3 separate regions of the Homo sapiens genome follow, and all the other regions are linked to region 2. The links are chromatin contacts, found by Hi-C or POLR2A ChIA-PET in ENCODE. All regions are on one chromosome and are shown on one strand. The core of a region is the stretch at or near the end of the contact, and the rest is flanking DNA. Distances in the headings are between cores, read along the strand shown.

The links. A loop is a pair of places that touch in the nucleus more often than their neighbours do. ChIA-PET counts read pairs that join two places held with the same protein, here RNA polymerase II (POLR2A). Pooled maps may share reads with other maps.
Region 1: a pooled map shows a loop between it and region 2 (16-fold over the local background). The contact joins the promoter of HSPE1-MOB4 here to the promoter of PMS1 in region 2. A Hi-C loop is called at or near these places in 1 of 168 maps with a recorded cell type or tissue (B cell) and 7 of 50 pooled maps.
Region 3: a loop to region 2 is called in a map of natural killer cell, with 8 times the contacts of the local background. The contact joins the promoter of SLC39A10 here to the promoter of PMS1 in region 2. A Hi-C loop is called at or near these places in 3 of 168 maps with a recorded cell type or tissue (B cell, CD8-positive, alpha-beta T cell and natural killer cell), 1 of 37 single-sample maps with no recorded cell type and 10 of 50 pooled maps. POLR2A ChIA-PET finds 5 or more read pairs at or near these places in 1 of 52 experiments (BJ).

Annotation. Positions count from the first base shown.
Region 1 is chr2:197,499,120-197,501,819 of GRCh38, forward strand. HSPE1-MOB4 (HSPE1-MOB4 readthrough) reads left to right here and starts at 1,260. Exons shown (of 9, transcript NM_001202485.2): 1 at 1,260-1,320; 2 at 1,955-2,119. The coding sequence starts at 1,318. It overlaps HSPD1 (heat shock protein family D (Hsp60) member 1), which reads right to left and starts at 721. Exons shown (of 12, transcript NM_002156.5): 1 at 663-721. It overlaps HSPE1 (heat shock protein family E (Hsp10) member 1), which reads left to right and starts at 1,260. Exons shown (of 4, transcript NM_002157.3): 1 at 1,260-1,320; 2 at 1,955-2,119. The coding sequence starts at 1,318. RefSeq lists silencers at 601-930, 1,121-1,180 and an enhancer at 1,321-1,380.
Region 2 is chr2:189,783,199-189,785,898 of GRCh38, forward strand. It overlaps PMS1 (PMS1 homolog 1, mismatch repair system component), which reads left to right and starts at 1,252. Exons shown (of 13, transcript NM_000534.5): 1 at 1,252-1,395. It overlaps ORMDL1 (ORMDL sphingolipid biosynthesis regulator 1), which reads right to left and starts at 1,141. Exons shown (of 5, transcript NM_016467.5): 1 at 1,071-1,141. RefSeq lists enhancers at 428-1,314, 600-679, 770-829, 840-1,069, 1,620-1,669 and a silencer at 1,210-1,259.
Region 3 is chr2:195,655,862-195,658,561 of GRCh38, forward strand. It overlaps SLC39A10 (solute carrier family 39 member 10), which reads left to right and starts at 1,365. Exons shown (of 10, transcript NM_020342.3): 1 at 1,365-1,420. RefSeq lists silencers at 1,634-1,683, 1,714-1,833, 2,034-2,133.

The DNA.
Region 1 (2,700 bases), core at 10-2,509, 7.7 Mb after region 2:
CAAAAACGAGTTAATCTTTCACCGCGAAAACGGCCTTGTGGGCAGACCCACTCCAACTGTGGCCCCTGAGAAACCAAGTCAGCCGGAGAGAGGCAAGTTACAAATCCAAGTGACCAGGGAAGTTAAAAGTATTCCTGACGGTGCAAAAAGCCGCTCAGCAAAGTGTCTCCATGGATCCACCCAAGGCTACTGTATCAGAGCAACCAGCAAGGCCGCGATGCTGGGGGCGGCGGCCCGGCCCACTCGGCGCGAGCCCACGTGTCCTTCTTTCCGAACGCCCCCAGCAAGGTCAAGACTGGAGGCGCGGTATCCCAGCTGCCTGCGGGGGAAAAAAGCGGTTCCCTCACGTACACCACCCTCCCCGGTTCCCTGAAGTCGGCCAGGCGCAGGTTGCACCAGCGGGCCTAAGTGGTTACAATCCCCCAAATTCAAACCCCACGAGTTGTCCCTCCCGCGCCCAGCCGAGGTCCAGGATCCGCGTCGCACGTGATGGAACCCGCATGGACCCGCGAGGCCTGGACCCGCAGGCCTGGGCCTGCGGTGCGGCGCGGTGCGGAACTCCAGGTTGTCGCCGCCCGCACCCTCCAGCTGGACCGCAGAGGAGGAAGGCCCACTCGGGGGTCGCAGGAGCCGGGGGGAGGTGGTGCGGGAAGGCCGCGTACCTGCGGGGCGGCGGCAAGGCGTGCGCTCGGCGAGACAGGTCGTCGGCGGCGAGTGAGGGACAGAGTGCAGGGCGCACACCGCAATGAGCCCGTGTCCCCTCCCTCCGCCTCTACTCCCGCCCCGCGGCACCGCGTGTGCAGGCAGCTCCCACCCACTTCCCGTCAGCCCGGGCCCTGCAATCTGCACACCCTGCGCGCGAGCCCCGCCCCTCCCTACCCGCGCAGGGTGTGCTAGCGCGCTCAGCCCTCTCCGGCCGGCTTAGTCTAGTTCCCGGGCCTCGCTCGGTTCCAGAACTTTCCAGAAAATGCCGCGCTCCCTACGGCTCAAGGGTCAAATCGCGTCATTTCCGGGAGGGGACGAAGGGGTAGTTCTTTCACCTCGGCTGGGCGCCTAGAAAAGCCTAGAAACAGCTCCTTTTTTCTTCCGCCTCCGAGTCTTCGCGTCAGCGTCCTGCGCAGGGCCCTTGGGGCGAATCGCGGTGCGCGTCGGGGCGACCGCCCTCCCTCCCTGGGAGGGGCGAGGGGGCTAGCGGCGACCGCTGGGGCGAGCGCGCCTGCGCGCTGGGTGATTTTTTCACGTGTCGCCAGGGCCGGACTGCGAGTCTCTTTGCGGCGCTACACTAGAGCAGAGTACGAGTCTGAGGCGGAGGGAGTAATGGTGAGTCCCGCGTGGCCCCGAGGCCTGCAGGCCCGGGCCTGTCTGAGGCGTACGGGGATCCCTGACGCCCCTCTTTTGTTGGGCTGGGCGGGAGGGATTGGTGGCCACTCAGTGACCAGCGCCCGATGGCACCTTGGAGCGGCAAGGCCCGCCCGACCCTTTTCTCCCCCAGGGCTCTTTGCACGCGCGTGTGCTGCCGGTGTGTAAGGCAGGGGGGCGAGAACCCGGGCGCACGCGCAGCGTCTCACCTGCTTCTGCAGGGCCTTTGTGGATGTGTAATATCTTGGGTAAAAATCATGGTGCCAGGCAGGGAGCTTGACCCAGCGTTTCCTGAAAATTTCTGGAAAAACCTGAAGAAGGAAAACATTTGACCTTGGAATAAACTAAGGTTGACCTTAAAGCTGGTCTGGTTGCTCACCGGAGGAGCGACAACGACCCCTAACAGACGTAAGGAATCGGGAATTAAACTTGGAATATTGGTTAGTACATTCAAATGCGCTTCCTTAACGAATAAGCTGAGGTTTGGTGTTAACTTTCAAAGCCAAAACGTGTTGAGATGTATAGCACGGTGGCGTTGCCTGTTGATAATGTGATTACATTTAGTTTTTGTTTCAAAACATTTCTCTTCCTACAGGCAGGACAAGCGTTTAGAAAGTTTCTTCCACTCTTTGACCGAGTATTGGTTGAAAGGAGTGCTGCTGAAACTGTAACCAAAGGAGGCATTATGCTTCCAGAAAAATCTCAAGGAAAAGTATTGCAAGCAACAGTAGTCGCTGTTGGATCGGGTTCTAAAGGAAAGGTAAATGGGAGCTGCAGTGGAACTATTTTTTATAGTGTGCAGTGGAGGGAAAAGAAGTAATTCTGGAGTATTAAAAGTCGCTTATTAAGTAGAGTTTATGTCGTTTTCAAGATCATTAACTGCTTTGGTTCTAATCTGTTTCTTAAAGGGAAATGACTAATATAAAGTTGCTTATTTTATATGACCAATGCTATGATGCTTATTTTATGTGATAGTTTCAGAGTATTAAAAATTGTCCTCAATAGGCCGGGTGCGGTGGCTCTCGCCTGTAATCTCAGCACTTTGGGAGGCCGAGGTGTGCGGATCACAAGGTCAGGAGTTCAAGACCAGCCTGACCAACATGGTGAAACCCCGTCTCTACTAAAGATACAAAAATTAGCCGGGTGTGGTGGCATGCGCCTGTAATCCCAGCTACTGGGGAGGCTGAGGCAGGAGAATCATTTGAACCCTGGAGGCGGAGGTTGCAAGGAGCCGAGGTTGCAAGGCGCCCCTGCATTCCAGTATGGGGGACAGGGCGAGATTCTGTCTCAAAAAAAAAAAAAAAAAATCCCCTCAATAGCAATTTGGTAGCCTAGTGTGAT
Region 2 (2,700 bases), core at 2-2,501:
GTGAAAATAAGGAGTCTTCTGAATATTTCTCTAGTCAAATCAAAAACTTCAGTTTTCTTTCTTCTTTTTAAAAAAGGTTTTCCCTTCTCCTTTCCATTGAAGATGGACTCCAAAGGAAGAATTGATAATAGTTCTCAGTTCTTTTAATGATGGTGTTTACTTGAGACTAAGAATTGCTTAAAATAAAACTGTCCTGAAGAACACCTATCATCCGACGGAGGGGGAAAACGAGGCTAGATTATATTTGGAACAGCTGTGATTTTAAAATACACAAACGCTTGTATTACGGAGTTAGCATACAGAGAGGAATTTCTCATAACCCCTTCCAGCAAATGTTTCCGGAGTATAATGCTCCTTCCGCTCTAGAGACCCATAGAACAGGCATCAAGGGTTAAGGGGACGAAAAGTTAGTTACACTAAGACCGCTAAAGCCTCCAATTTATATGTGTAAATCTTTCGTCTAAACACCCATGATTTATCATACATTAAACTATTATGTCATACTTAGAACATGCCAACACTCAAGATAGTTTTCCCACGTTCCACAGGATGGAGGCCTGAAATTTACATCTCAGCTGGAAGGCAAAGCTGGTGCGGTACTCATCCTATTCCAACCAGAAAACCTTTTCCCAGCAGGTTTGCCGCGCTGCCCACGACTGGCAAACAATGACCTTACAGACCGTGAAGAGGCTGTTGGCTCTGCCCTCGCCGGTGCCTCCGAAGACGGCGACCCGCAGCGGCCCCTCAGGGGAGTCCCCCCTGCTAGACCGACAGCCCGAGCGCTCTGGGCCAGAGAAAACTCAGCAAAAGCCGCCGCTGCTACCACCTCAGCGCCTCCCCCAACCCGCCCCTTCCTTCTCGCGGCCGCACGTCACGTCAGGACCCTGGCAAGACAACGAGGATTTGCGTAGGGGGCGAGCCTCTGAGGCCACTTGGCTCTTACGGCCACGCAGGGCGCCGCAGATGCAGCCGGAGCCCGCTTTTCCCTCTCAGGACGACCCCTAGGCCGCCAGCAGTTCCCTACCGACGAAGGCGACTGTACAGCGTCCACCGCGTTCGTGCCCACTTACCCGCCGCCCCACTCCGGGCCGCCGGCTCGCAGCAGGACCAGCCCGGCTGCTACGGCCGCGGATACACGCCCTCAGGCCCGGCGCTGCGCAGCTTGCGGAAGCTTTCCCGGACAGACTCGCTGCCAGCGGATTGGCTGCGAGCAGCGCCAATCTCACGTTGCCCCCGGGCGAGGCGGGACTCAGTGCCGCGCTCTCTGCACCCGCTCTGCCGCGCGCGTGCGTGCTGGGTGCGGGTGCGGGTGCGGGGTTGGGCCTGCGCATCGGGTGAGACGCTGGCTGCTTGCGGCTAGTGGATGGTAATTGCCTGCCTCGCGCTAGCAGGAAGGTAGTGTGGTGTGACTAACGGGTATTTATTATATCCTCGATGGCTCGAGGGCCCCGTCCCCTCTACTCGTCCTGGTCCGGGCGCGAACGCTATAGGGCAGCTAAGGGCGCTCCCCGCGGGGCGGGAAGCGAAGCCGGGCTTGCGGGCGCGCACACGTGGAACGCGTTTTCTGAGCAGGTCTGGGCTCCGGGGTGTTCTGGCTTGGTCTTTGTTGCGTCCCATTCCCCAGACCCTTCTGGGTGGAGGACTTAAAATTTGTTTTCCAGGCAGCAGATTTAACCCATGGCAACTGTAACTCATCTTGTGTGAGTGGCGGTTTATAGTATTGTATCCTGTGGCATCATACAAGGGGTGCAAGTTAAACTCTTTAAAGTTAATCACGATTTTTGCTCTTGGCCTTCTGGGTTTATCCGTACGCCGAAGACAGGCACCTGTATTACATGCTAAGGAAATGTGAATACCAAAAATTGATCCTGAGGAAAGTCTTGATTAGGTTTTTTTGGAATCGCCTTTGAAATGTAATTTCCCTCACCTTGGCAGTGCAGAAAGTTTGTGATTTTTATTGCCGAAATAGCTTTCAACATTTTGAAATTGACTTAAGAGAATGTTGGCTGTGTATGTCTGTATCTTGCATTTCTGTTGGCTTTGTGAACCTAATTGTTTTGGATTTAGTCTGATCTTTAAATAAATGATTTCTTTGTGTTCTCTCTAATGGAAGTCTGTGAGTTCTCTGATCTTTACTTCTTTTTTAGGCACACCTGTTGTCCTTAACTGACTTTCCGGGTCATCAGCACTTCTTCAGAAGTGTTCCTTTTCCCTCCCAGCAAATATGGAAGACTGACTATCCTGATATTCCCAGACATTCTTTGCTGTGATTTGTAAGCCCGATATAAACCCTTCCATTTGGTACACATATGGTATAGAGTGCTATATTCCAGGGGCTATGCTAGCGATGTGTGATTGATATAAAACCCCTGTCCTCAAAGAACTCTGAGTCAGGAGCAACAGACAGAAACACATATTAATAGAGTAACTTGTGATGAGGTTAATTAGAAATGAGGTAAAGGGGGACTGCAGGGGAAGGAATACCTAATCTGTTGGCAGGTGAAGGAAAGGAGGCTGCAGCAGGGAAGAAAGGCTTGAAGAGTTGATACTGAACTAAATCTGGAAGGATGATTAGAAGTCAGCTGAGAGAGAACCATGTGAGCTGAGGAAGGAGTGAGTGTCACCATGTTAAGAGAGACAAGTTGGCTGGGCACGGTGGCTCACACCTGTAATCCCAGCACTTTGGGAGGCCAAGGCGGG
Region 3 (2,700 bases), core at 115-2,614, 5.9 Mb after region 2:
TTTGTAGAGATACAAAACAAAAAATAACCTTCTTTCATGAAGGTATAATATGCAGGTTAGCGGGACTACCTAGCCGTCCATACTGAATGGGTTTGGAAATCCCAACTCTTTTCTCTACCTGCTCTGTGATACCAGGCAAGTTAAAGTCTTGTGTGCCTCAGTTTCCTACCTCACCGTGTTATGGTGATTAAATTAATATATATGTGGAGTACTTGACACACAGTCAAGCCTGCGATTACTGCTGTTCATGGTTTTATTTTCTCTACTAGACACCAGTAAGGCACCCCCAGAACTCGCTGTGTTAAGTAGATTCTGGTTGGATATAGAAACACAGGCACCCCAGGCGGAATGCAGATACGCCTCAACATGTGGATTAAGTAAGAGCCAGGAAGCAGAGTAATGAAGCAAAAATAAGACGTCCAGAGTCACCTTTTAAGAAAATGTGGGTTGGTGGTTGCTTAAGAGGGGAGGAGACAATTTAGATGGGATGTATGGCGTGAGCAAAGGGCAAGAATGAGCACGGTGTAGGCACAAGTCCATGGAACTGCTTGGCTGGATCGGGATTTTTTTGTCATAGAGTGTTAAGAAATAGTCGATCAGTTGAGGAGTAGAGGAGTGAAGACCTTGGAAAGTTGCCAAAAGCCTCGAGAATTTCTCTACATGTGTGACATGTTCTCAGGACTCAACTTTTTCTTTTAGGTTTGGAAGACCCGCAGTAAGTGTGCTTTAGAATTAAATGGGTGGGAAGGGGAGCTAGGCAAAACACCTCGCACTTAGCACTAAATAAAGTTCGCTGTTGCCCTAAGAGACTGAAAAGGTTACTTTAACAAAGGGGGCGGGGTTAACTTAACGTAGATGTTTAACTCGTATACAGATGAACATTCCAGTTGATCACTCTGAAGCTTTTTGGCTAAAGCGTTTGGGTTTAGAGCTTCCATTACTCATTCGCCTTGCCCAAGGCCTCAGCAACCGACGTTCGAAAGCCAGGAGAAAAGGCGAATGATAAAGGGCGCTCCACGCATGCGTTAAGAAGCCGCCCCAACTCCCCCGCGGCGTTCTTTCTTGGAACAAAACTAGCGCGGAGCCACGGAACTCCGCAGTTTGCGTAGACTTGAATTTCCTATTCCTCGGACGATCCATGTGGAATCCGTGAGTAGTGCGACTCCTTTACGCAACTGGCGTTATCCGAAGTGAATAGCTAGGTGGCGCGTGTACGCCCATAGCGTAGCACCCATAGGCGGACGGGGTGCGGCTGCGCAGGGAGCTGAGTGGACCTTGTACGCCGCAAGCGTAGCAGGGTGTCAGACGCGCCGGTTTCTGCGACGCAGTTAGCGCAGTCTGCTTTGGTGAATACACGATTTGGTGCAGCCGGGGTTTGGTACCGAGCGGAGAGGAGATGCACACGGCACTCGAGTGTGAGGTAACTATAAAACCCCGATTTGTTTACATTCCCTCCCCCAGAACCGGCCCCGTGCGCGGCGGAGACTGCGAGTCCCGGGACGGCGTGGGGGTAGAAAGGGAGAACAGAACCGGGGAGTCGGGGCTGGTTCCCTCGGGGATGCGGGCGCTGGGGTTCCCGCAGCTGCTGCAGTCGGCGGCGGCCAGCCGAAGCAGAGCGCGTGGTGGGCAGAGTGTTGGGCGCCGCGGCTCCTCGTGTGCGGTCTGGGCTGCTGCGGGCCGCGGGATCGGGAGCCGGCGGCATCCACTTCGCGTGCGGAGCCTCGCGCCCCCCTCACCTTCCTGTGGAGGTTGGCGGAGCCTCGCGGGCCGCGCCCGGGGTGGGGGAGTGACCGCTGGGCGGGTGGCGGCGGTTAGGGGGCTGCGCGCCGGCCGCGGATGGCGTCGCAGGCGCGGGCGGGCGAGGCTTTGGGGATCTGTAGGCAGGTCTTCGGGGGCTTGGCGACCAGCGCCCCGGTTTTTTCTTCTCCAGTCCTTCTCTCTGGTCTGTAATGGGGCGAGGGGACCCCGGGATGGAGCCTCGGCACCGCTGTTCCGGACCGAGGCTAACGGACGGCGGCGCCTCTGCTCCTACTAGTTTTCTCCCGGACCAACCGAAAAGCCGAGGCGGAGCGCGGGGGTGTGAAGATCTCGGCCTGCTGGGGGTCCCTGGAGCTGAGGGTGAGGGTGGGGCCGGGTCGGTGGGACAGGCCGGGTGGGCCGGAGGTGGCGCGGCCGCACGGCTTTGTTCCGGAAAGCCCTTAGGTGGAGAGCGATGTGGGGCGCGGCAGGGGGATCGCGTAGAGGAACCTTCGCGCACCGCCTCTCCGGGTCTGGGAATCTGCTGAACTCCTTGCCTCTCCTGGGGTCCCTCGAACGCCCCAGCTAAGAAGGGCGGGGGCCTTGCCAGGGCGCGAGCAACATGACGTTCAAGGTCTTCCTGTGGCTTCTGTAAAGAAATGTTCACGTGGGAGCCTGTCCACATGGGCTGTACTAAGGATCTGGCACGAGGAAGAAATATCACTGCAGAACCTGAAGCCCTCCGTTGGAAGGGTCGTTCACTCGAGTACCTATTCTAAGTAACAGTGACACAAAACACATGTTAGAAAAAAACAAAAAGTATGGTAGGTTATACTGTTTTTTAAAAGAAACTTTTATTTATGCCTTTTGCTGTTAAGTCCTCTAATTTTACATTGGAACTGAGTCATTCTTGGAGCAAAACTAGAATAGGTTTGTATTTGTTTTCTTTTTGGATGTGTATCT